Regions from separate parts of the Homo sapiens genome. Here region 2 is linked to region 1. Evidence: read pairs that join two places in POLR2A ChIA-PET (ENCODE). Cell type or tissue: IMR-90. All regions are shown on one strand. Each heading gives the region's core, and the rest is flanking DNA. Links, peaks and the distances in the headings are about the cores only.

Region 1 (5,372 bases), core at 75-5,074:
GGTGCCAGGCCTTTCTCCTTATTTTTGGTTTATTAGTGACCATCCCAGTTCTCCAGCCCTGACGCTGCCAGCCCTGTTACTTCAGATCTCCATGCCCCACCTTGCCTTCGGTTTTGTTTTTCTTCATCTTGGCTTCCCTAATTTCACATTGCCTGCTGTTCCAACTCCATATTCTTCAATAAAAATATGTCTCACCAAGGCCTTCAAAGAAAATTGAAGACAAGCATTTCCTGCACTCCCTCCTGCCTCCTCCACCCACAATGTTGTGGTCAACCGCCTCTAAGACTGATGTTATCTTCTGCTTCTCCTAGTGACCTCTGGAGTTTCAAATAACCTTAGTCTGTTGCTGTTTCTTGCTAGATTTGTTTGTTTGTTTGTTTGTTTGTTTGTTTGAGACGGAGTCTCGCTCTGTTTTAACCCAGGCTGGAGTGCAGTGGCGCAATCTCAGCTCACTGCAACCTCTGCCTCCCAGGTTCAAGCAATTCTCCTGCCTCAGTCTCCCGAGTAGCTGGGATTACAAGCGCCCGCCACCACGCCCAGCTAATTTTTACATTTTTGGTAGAGAGAGGGTTTCACCACATTGGCCAGGCTGGTCTTGAACTCCTAACCTCAGGTGATCCACCCACCTCGGCCTCCCAAAGTGCTGGGATTACAGGCGTGAGCCACCACACCCGACCTGCTAGATCCTTTTTAGGCATCCCCATTTGTCTTCCTGCCATGAAAAGAGGGGATCTAGCATGTTCTACCCTCGCCAGTCTGGGATCTGACATTGGTAGGGAGGAGTTTGCAAGTTATCCCTACAAATCTAGGTTGGATCTTGGAGTAAGGGGAGCACCTAGCTCTGAGAGTTTTCTTTTTCTTCTTTTTCAAAAAAGAGTAATGCGCGCCCCTGATTTTTTAAAAGGTAATGAAACTGGTGACGCCTGTGTTTGCTTTATAATTATTTCTCAACCTACACCGAGATATTTTCTATACTTCTCTGAAAATAGCTTATGTTTCACAATTTTAAAAAAGAAAATAGGCTGGGCACAGTGGCTCATGCCTGTAATCCCAGCACTTTGGGAGGCCAAGGCAGGCGGATCACGAGGTCAGGAGTTCGAGACCAGCCTGGCCAACTTGGTGAAACCCTGTCTCTACTAAAAATACAAAAATTAGCTGGTCGTGGTGGCAGGCGCCTGTAATCCCAGCTACTCGGGAGGCTGAGGCAGGAGAATCGCTTGAAACCACAAGGCGGAGGTTGCAGTGAACCAAGATTGTGCCACTGCACTCCAGCCTGGGCAAAAGAGCGAAACTCCGTCTCAGAAAAAAGAAAATAGGGGCCAGATGTGGTGGCTCATGCCTGTAATCTCAGAACTTTGGGAGGCCAAGGTAGGAGGATCACTTGAGTCCAGGAGTTCAGCCTGGGCAATAAGCAAGACCCCGTCTATACAAAATTAAAAAAAAAAAAATTAGCTGCGGCTGGGCGCGGTGGCTCATGCCTGTAATCCCAGCACTTTTGGGGGCCTAGACGGGCGGATCACGAGGTCAGGAGATCGAGACCATCCTGGCTAACATGGTGAAACCCCATCTCTACTAAAAAATACAAAAAAAAAATTAGCCGGGCATGGTGGCGGGCGCCTGTAGTCCCAGCTACTCGGGAAGCTGAGGTGGGCGAATTGCTCGAACCAGGGAGGTGGAGGTTGCAGTGAGCCGAGATGGCGCCACTGCACTCCAGCGTGGGAGAGACAGAGCGAGACTGCGTCTCCAAAAAAAAAAAAAAAAGCAGCTGGGCATGGTGGCACGTGCCTGTAGTCCCAGCTGCTTGGGAGGCTGAGGCAGGAGGATTGCTTGAGCCTGGGAAGTTGAGGCCGCAGTGAGCTATGATCATGCTGCTGCACTCCAGCCTAGGGAACAGAACTCTGGCACTAAAAAAAGAAAAGAAAAGAAAAGAAAATAGGCTTACAATAAAAAGCAATCTTGACCTACCCCAAAATCCCACTCCCTTGAAGACAACCACTTCTGCCCTGTTGCTTCTCTCAGTAATACTCCTTTTCTGCAGTTATCTCTTGACTTCCTGCCATGTGTGTTTGGGGGAGCTTGAGGGAAGAGGGTGTCCCTGTCTCATTGAGAGAGGTGCCACCCTGCCGTGAAAAGAGGTGCCACCCTCTGTCAATTAGGAGAGGAGGGATGAGAGAGGAAAGGGGTCTCCAGTGTATTTCTCCAGCCGGGGCCTTAAATCCCTCTTGGGAGATATGGGATGGGGTGGATCGGAAAATAAATTTTTTTAAATCCCTACCAAAATATCAGCTGGCTTTTTTTAAAAAATCAAATACCAAAATCTAAATAGACTCCAACAGAAAATTCACCATCTCCTCTGACCTTTTCTTCCCATCTCATGCTGTGAACTGTCTTCTGTTGACTTTATCGCTACCTTTCTTCATTCTGTTATTCAACCATGATCTCTCCGTTTCATTTTATAAGCGTTTTATTAATTTCATTTATGTATTTATTTTTGACTAGGTAATGCATGTCCATGGTACACAAATTCACAAGGTTTGTAAATGAGAAAAGACGTGAGGTTCCTTTTGTTCTTTACCTGTGGCCTCCCTGCCCTACACGGGGACTCTAGGGTGGAATGTAGCAAAGCCCATCCACCAGCCATGTACTACCCCCCAACCCGGCCAGGCTGGAGCGACCGTGTCTGGGGAGCCGAGCCCCGCTTCTCGCTGCGGTGAGCCCGGACTGGGGCACGCACTGCGCAGACTCCCCGCTGCAGTGGGCGGAGCTCCCACAGGCCCCGCCCCCTCCTCCCACCCTCGTTCAGCCTGTCCAGACAGAAGCTGGGGCCCACCGGAGGTAGCTGCAGACGCCTGAGAGCGAGGCCGAGGCCCCTCAGGGGTAGGTGGGGGGAGGCTGGCTGGGGGGATGGGCAGCGGGGTGGCAGGGAGGCCCCGATGATCCCTGGCTGAGCTGTGTGGTGTGGGGGCACCTGAGGGCGGAGGAGCCACCTAGAATATACCCCCTGTCCCAGGGCTGAGAAAAGCCAGGCACAAAGACCTGGGGCTCCGCTGACCTCATCCAGCGCTGCCTTTCTTGGGGTGTCTACAGGTTGGAGGAGGGAGAAGGGGGCTGCTAGAGGGGAGCTGCGTGGGTGCTGATGGGGGCAGGGTGGGCACTGCAGAGTGAAGAGCAGGCAGCAGAGCGTTGGATTTTGAGGGATTTCGAAATCCTGCTGACCAGTGACCAGCTTCCTCTTTTTGGGGTGGTGGGCAGTGTGCCAGTGGCCCCCATGATTATGAATAGCCCCAAGACTAATCACTCTTCTGTGATGTCTGTCCCTGGAAAGCGTAGAACACCCCACACAGTGCCCACTTTTGTTCTGCCAGTTTGGAGACCCTGACACACCCACCTTCTCACCTGGGCTCTGCGTATCCCCCAGCCTTGAGGGAAGATGAAGCCTAAACTGATGTACCAGGAGGTAGGTGGATTGGGGGGCTCAGCAGGGTGGAACTGGGTACAGTGGGGGTGGGGGTTCCCAAGAGCCACCTGTCACCCCCGTTGTTGTCCCCATCCCCAGCTGAAGGTGCCTGCAGAGGAGCCCGCCAATGAGCTGCCCATGAATGAGATTGAGGCGTGGAAGGCTGCGGAAAAGGTAGGAGCCCTCCGCCACCCTCGCTCTGTCTCAGAGACAGGCTGGGCTGCCCCCCTCGGGCTGGCTGACCACCTCCTCCTCCCCACAGAAAGCCCGCTGGGTCCTGCTGGTCCTCATTCTGGCGGTTGTGGGCTTCGGAGCCCTGATGACTCAGCTGTTTCTATGGGAATACGGCGACTTGCATCTCTTTGGGCCCAACCAGCGCCCAGCCCCCTGCTATGACCCTTGCGAGTAAGTGGGGGGTGCTGCAGTTGGTGGGGGAGGGGCCTGCCAGACCAGGTACACTTAAGCACACACTAAACAGGGCCTGCACTCAGCCCTACCCAGCGCTTGCGACAAGTGAGGAGGTTGCAGGCTCCCAAGTGCTCGCCCGCCCCCTCCTCCTCCACACACATAGTTTCTATGGCAGCCACAGCGTCATCTTCTGTCAGGCCTGTGAACAGACACAGCATCTTCCACCCACATCTGTGGACCCACACACACATCTCAATACACGACCTTCCTTCCACACCTCTAGACAGACACGCAGAGGATCATGAGTCCAGGCACGCATTCAAATACACACAGTTTTAAAAAATTTTTTTTAAAAGAAAAGAAAAACTCAAATACAGTTTAGCTGGGCTTGGTGGCTCACGCCTGTAATTGCAACACTTTGCGGGGCTGAGGCGGGAGGATTGCTTGAGCCCAGGAGTTCCAGACCAGCCTGGGCAATGTAGTGCGGCTCCATCTCTACTAAAAGTAAAAAAAGTAACCAGGCATACTGGTGCACACCTGTAGTCCCAGCTACTCAAGAGGTTGAGGCGGGAGGATCGCTTGAGCCCAGGGGTTCGAGGCTGCAGTGAGCTGAGATGGCGCCACTGCGCTTCCAGCCTGGGGGACAGGGCAAGACTCTGTCTCTAAAAAAAAAAAAATACAGTCTATCCAACACACCCATGGACGGACAGCTGAGCACTCACCTCCCAGCCCTTGCTCTCCGGCACCGTATGGCTGATAGCATCCCCCACCCCCCAGAGCAGTGCTGGTGGAAAGCATTCCTGAGGGCCTGGACTTCCCCAATGCCTCCACGGGGAACCCTTCCACCAGCCAGGCCTGGCTGGGCCTGCTCGCCGGTGCGCACAGCAGCCTGGACATCGCCTCCTTCTACTGGACCCTCACCAACAATGACACCCACACGCAGGAGCCCTCTGCCCAGCAGGTACCTGCAACCTTGGCCCTGGCCGGCAGCAGGGGCAGGGGGTGGGAGGCAGCGGGGGCTGTGGGGAATGAAGGGGTTTCTCCTGCAGCCCAGGAGACAGAGGGGTGTGTCTCACACAGCAGATTGGACACAGGTGTTTGCAAGCAGCTGTCGTCACGTGGCTCTCTGGACTGGGGGCGTTTGTCACGGTCATCTGTAGGCCTCTGAATGTCAGGGTGCGGGTTTGGTTACAAGGGATTATTAGGCTGGCAGATGTCACTCACCCACAAGCTGTCCTGACCCAGTCACACAAAGAAAGGGAAGAGTGGAGTAATTAACAGCCCAGCCTCAAGACAGGGGCCACCTCCCAGCTGTGTGACCCCAGGCAGGCCACCTCTTCTCTCCAGCTTCAGTTTCTTTATCTGTAAAATGGGGCCAATTTATAGCACCTGCTTCTTAGGGCTCTTGTGAGGATGAAATGGACTAATCCATGCAAATTTTAGCACAGTGCCTGGCACAGAGTCAGCCTTTGTGAGTCTGCTGTTACTATATATCCTGGTATGGTCT
Region 2 (5,372 bases), core at 290-5,289, 66 kb before region 1:
GCTTGAACCCAGGAGGCAGAGGTTGCAGTGAGCTGAGATCGCACCATTGTACTCCAGCCTGGGCAACAGAGCAAGACCCTGTCTCAAAAAAAAAAAGATAAAAGTGGTGCACTTGTAGAGGGCATCTCCATTATAACCTTATGAGACCACCATTATCTATGTGGTGCATTGCTCATTAAACATCATTATGCAGGAGATGACTGTATGCCTAAAACTGCTAGAAATATAGGAAGTAATCCAAATGCTTTTCAAGTTCACATGACTTGGGTACATCTTTGGTAAATAAAACTAGTTTAATATTGTTGGTTTAATGAAAATCAGCTCTGTCTTCTGACTTACAAAAAAAATTAAAACAAAAACAAAACCCAAAAACCTTATACATGGATTTCACTTATGGTCCTTGCTTAGATGATGGCTGCCTGACATGCATTTGATGTAAAAATGGTGAATAGTGGGGACAGGCACAGTGGCTCATGCCTGTAATCCCAGCACTTTGGGAGGCCAAGGTGGGCAGATTAGTTGAAGTCAGGAGTACAGGACCAGCCTGGCCAACATAGTGAAACCCAGTCTCTACTAAAAATACAAAAAAGTTAGCCGGGCGTGGTGGCTCACGCCTGTAATCCCAACACCTTGGGAGGCCGAGGTGAGTGGATCACAAGGTCAGGAGTTCAAGATCAGCCTGGCCAAGATGGTGAAAACCTGTCTTTACTAAAAATACAAAAATTAGCTGGGCATGGTGGCGGGCATCTGTAATCCCAGCTACTCTGGAGGCTGAGGCAGAGAATTGCTTGAACCCAGGAAGCGGAGGTTGTAGTGAGGCGAGATTGCACCACTGCACTCCAGCCTGGGCAACAGAGCGAGACTCCGTCTCGGAAAAAAAAAAAAAAAAAAAAAAATTAGCTGGGCGTGGTGGCGGGCACCTGTACTCCCAGCTACTCAGAAGGCTGAGGCAGGAGAATCGCTTGAACCTGAGAGGCGGAGGTTGCAGTGAGCTGAGATCGTGCCACTGCATTCCAGGCCGAGCGACAGAGGTGACTCCGTCTCAAAAAAAAAAAAAAAATAGCCGGGTTTGGTGGTGCACACCTGTAATCCCAGCTACTCGGGAGGCTGAGGCAGGAGAAAGAATGGCTTGAACCCAGAGGCAGAGGCTGCAGTGAGCCGAGATAGAGTCACTACACTCCAGCTTGGGTGACAGAGTGACACTCTGTCTCAAAAAAAAAAAAAAGAATGGTGACTAGGGAAATGACTTGGGAGAGCTGACTTTGTCTAATGTCTCATGAAACTTCCATGACTAATCTAAGCATAATTGTTAAGAACATGTGAAATAAATAAATGTAAGTAGGATCAAAGTTGATAAATGAACTTTTCAACAACAATCGTGCTTTATGCTTTAACCCAGGAGGCGGAGGTTGCAGTGAGCTGAGATCATGCCATTGCTCTCCAGCCTGGGCTATAAGAGTGAAACATTGTCTCAAAAAAAAAAAAAAAAAAGAAAAAATAATTGTGGTTTATAAATAGCTCTTTAAAACGGTTTCCCAACCTCACTGATAACAACACCCTTGGATGGCAGATATTAATTAAATATCCAGGTCATTTCCAAATAAAACAAAATACTAAAGCATTCATTGCTGAACACAGACACAAGTTTATTTACCTTTGGCTTCTTAAAATTTATAGAAAGAAATAATATATTTGGGTCCATAGGTAAACATGTCCTGTTTCATACTGAAAAACTATTCTGCGAGAAAACACGTTTCTAGAAATTATGTGTCTTCACAAAATGTTAGCTCATGACAGTTCAAAATCGCTTACTTCCTAGGTTTCGCTGTAGAGTTGCTAAGACTTAAAATTCTCATATATAATTATATAACTACTATAAGTGACTCTGTATGCAAAGTGTACAAGGAAAGTAAGATGTTAGTGAGGTATGAAGATGTGGGGGGGTTTTGTTGAGGAAAAATAACTTAGTCTAGTTTATAAGTTGTTGCAGAATAAAGGAAGGAAGAAAAGATACAGGTAAAACTGAATGCATATAAAAGTTGGAAAGAGAGAATCTTTTGTGGTCAAACTGACCAAAATTGAGTGAATTTATTATGTCTTAAAAATGAGAGTGAATTTATTATGTCTTAAAAATGAGCCCTAATATCAAGGGTACATTGATGCAAAACTAGAATTTGGCATTATCTTTTAAAATGCAAGATTTTCTTGTAGTATTGATAAAAAAGAGTGAAAGATTTTCTTTTTCACCTTTTAAGTAATCTGCCTTAAAAAATTATGTCTTATCAAAATAATTTTCTCTTTCATGTTATCTTTTATCAGGCCTTCAATTACTTTCCAAGAAAATAAAATCCTATTAAGAGAGCTAATATATATATTTTTACAACTATATAACTTTATTTGCCTTCAAAGCCTTTTAATAATTACCCTGGTGATTATGAAATGAATATTAATAAATATTAAATGCTCATTAAATACTTAAATCATAAAATATTAAATGATTATAAAATGAACAGTTGATTAAATAGGATCCCAGATCACTATATAATTCAATAATCACTCTGGTAACCAGACTAATTATTAGTGACCTAAATTAATAGTTACCTGAGATCCTATTAATCAAATTTTTCCTTTTTTCTTTTCTTAATTTCAAAAAATATGGAAGGCCTCATGAATTTGTGAGTTATCCTTGCACAGGGGCCATGCTAATCTTCTCTGCATCATTCCAACTTTAGTATATGTGCTGCCAAAGCAAGCACTCATCAAGTGTTTTAAATCTTTTTTTACATTTTTGACAAACTTCCTAAAATCAAATTCTAAATTCAGTCTTTTGACCTTGAATTAACTTTGGAATTTGCCAGTTGAGCCCCTGGGAAAGCTCAAAAGATGTGTTTCTCACCTCGAAAAAGAGAGACATTAGCCAGGCACGGTGGCTCACGTCTGTAATCCCAGTACTTTGGGAGGCCGAGGCAGGTGGATCACCTGAAGTCAGGAGTTTAAGACCAGCCTGGCCGACATGGCGAAACCCTGTCTCTACTAAAAATACAAAAAAAATTAGTCAGGCGTGGTGACGGGCACCTATAATCCCAGCTACTCGGGAGGCTGAGGCAGGAGAATCGCTTGAACCCAGGGGGCGGAGGTTGCAGAGAGCCGAGATCGCACCATTGCACTCCAGCCTGGGTAACAGAGCGAAACTCCATCTGAAAAAAGAGAGATATTAGACTAATTAGGCTTATTTGAAATGTTAAATTAAATGGGAAACATTGTCAAATAATAAATGATGCTAAACGTTTATATTTATGAACCCAGGGTAGGAGGTGATGAGGGTGATAAAAAACATTTTTTTAAATAAGTTATATGGCCGGGTGCAATGGCTCGTGCTTGTAATCCCAGCACTTTGGGAGGCCAGGGCAGGTGGATCACGAGGTCAGGAGTTCAAGACCAGCCTAGCCAACACAATGAAACCCCGTCTCTACTAAAAATACAAAAATTAGCTGGGTGTGGTGGCAGGCACCTGTAATCCCAGCTACTTGGGAGGGTGAGGCAGGAGAATTGCTTGAACCCAGGAGGCGGAGGTTGCAGTGAGCCAAGATCGCACCACTGCATTCCAGCCTGGGCGACACAGCTAGACACCATCTCAAAAAAAAAAAAGTTATATTTCTGGATATGTTACTGATATGAATGTTCTAAAAATTATGAGATTCCTAGAAATCTAATGTTATAAGTCATAATTTTGTTACTATGTTAACATGATATATGCCACAGAAATAACCAGGTTTCCTTGTCAATTGCTGGTTATAATGAACTCTCATCAGATTTTTTAACCATGGCCATTCTGTCTTGCTCATCAATAGTGTTTTGGTTCTTCTCTAAAAGCATTTGCAATCAGCTATTGCCCCAAATTGCTTCTTCAAGATTCATGGAAATGACTCTGACAAGTAGTCTGGAATAGAAGGTCCTAATAAACTTATGATTATAACATTGGACTGGGTAAGAATTTCCAAAACTCTAGTGGAAAAACTGGACTCAGAAAACTGCTGACTCGACTAGGTGTGGTGGCTCATGCCTGTAATACTAGCACTTTGAGAGGCCCAGGCAGGCGGTTCATTTAAGGCCAGAAGCTCGAGACCAGCCTGGCCAACATAGAGAATCCCGATCTCTACTAAAAATACAAACAAAACAAAAAAATTAGTTGAGTGTGGTGGTGCACACCTGTAATCCCAGCTACTCCAGAGGCTGAGGCACGAGAATCGCTTGAGCCCGGGAGGTGGAGGTTACACTGAACCGAGGCACTCCAGCCTGGGTAACAGAGCGAGACTCTGTCTCAGAAAATAAAAAGAAAAAGAAACCCTGCTAACAACATCAGGAAGAATAAGAATTACATGGGACTGAGCTGACAGATTATAATTTTTTTTTAATACCTACAGTATTATAGTGCCATAGGCATAGTTTGATGGCAAGTCCCTGGCTTCATAACCTTGAGAGGCTTTTATTTATTTATTTATTTATTTATTTATTTATTTATTTATTCTTGAGACAGAGTCTCGCTCTGTCGCCCAGGCTGGAGTGCAGTGGCATGATCTTGGCTCACTGCAACCTCCGCCTCCCAGGTTCAAGAGATTCTTCCTGCCTCAGCCTCCCGAGTAGCTGGGATTACAGGAACCCACCACCATGCCCAGCTAATTTTTGTATTTTTGGTAGAGACGAGGTTTCGCCATGTTGGTCAGGCTGGTCTCAAACTCCTGACCTCGTGATCCACCTGCCTCAGCCTCCCAAAGTGCTGGGATTGCAGGTGCGAGCCACCGCGCCTGGCCTGAGAAGCTTTGCCTGGCCAACATAGAGAAACCCATCTCTACTGAAAATACAAAAATTTGCTGGGCATGGTGGCCCACGCCTGCAGTCCCAGCTACTTGGGAGGCTGAGGCAGGAGAATCACTCCAACCTGGGAGGTGGAGGTTGCAGTGAGCCAAGATCACTCCACTGCACTCCAGCCTGGGTGACAGAGCAAGACTCTGTCTAGGAAAAAAATCTTAAAAAAAAAGGTCCAATCTGGGCCAGGCACAGTGGCTCATGCCTGTAATCCGAGCACTTTGGAAGGCCGAGGCAGGTGGATCACTTGAGGTCAGGAGTTGGAAAACAGCCTGGTCAACATGGAGAAACCCCATCTCTACTAAAAATACAAAACATTAGCCGGGCATGGTGGTGGGCACCTGTAATCCCAGCTACTCAGGAGGCTAAGGCAGGAGAATCGCTTGAACCCGGGAGGCAGAGGTTGCAGTGAGCCAAGAACGTGCCACTGCACTCCAGCCTAGGCGACAGAACAAGACTCCATCTCCAAAAAGCAAAAAAAAGAATCTTTACAATCAATCATTATT

The links. Peaks named below come from ENCODE experiments on the same cell type or tissue, not always from the same donor. Only the 100,000 strongest peaks of a DNase experiment are listed, where the experiment ranks them.
Region 2: POLR2A ChIA-PET joins it to region 1 with 16 read pairs; 7 of 35 experiments call an interaction of 5 or more read pairs at or near these places.

What each region holds. Positions count from the first base shown.
Region 1 is chr19:40,363,054-40,368,425 of GRCh38, forward strand. It overlaps PLD3 (phospholipase D family member 3), which reads left to right. Exons shown (of 13, transcript NM_012268.4): 2 at 2,665-2,877; 3 at 3,366-3,457; 4 at 3,557-3,631; 5 at 3,720-3,862; 6 at 4,643-4,826. The coding sequence starts at 3,431. Among named protein-coding and RNA genes, the nearest start is that of MIR6796, 4.1 kb to the right of the region's middle. RefSeq lists a silencer at 4,893-5,058. In IMR-90, for the core only: no CTCF peak of the experiment used is centred there; a DNase peak (open chromatin) is centred at 2,798; H3K4me3 peaks cover 879 bases; H3K27ac peaks cover 797 bases.
Region 2 is chr19:40,296,829-40,302,200 of GRCh38, forward strand. It overlaps a transcript of C19orf47 not described here and the pseudogene RNU6-945P. Among named protein-coding and RNA genes, the nearest start is that of AKT2, 14 kb to the left of the region's middle. In IMR-90, for the core only: no CTCF peak of the experiment used is centred there; no DNase peak of the experiment used is centred there.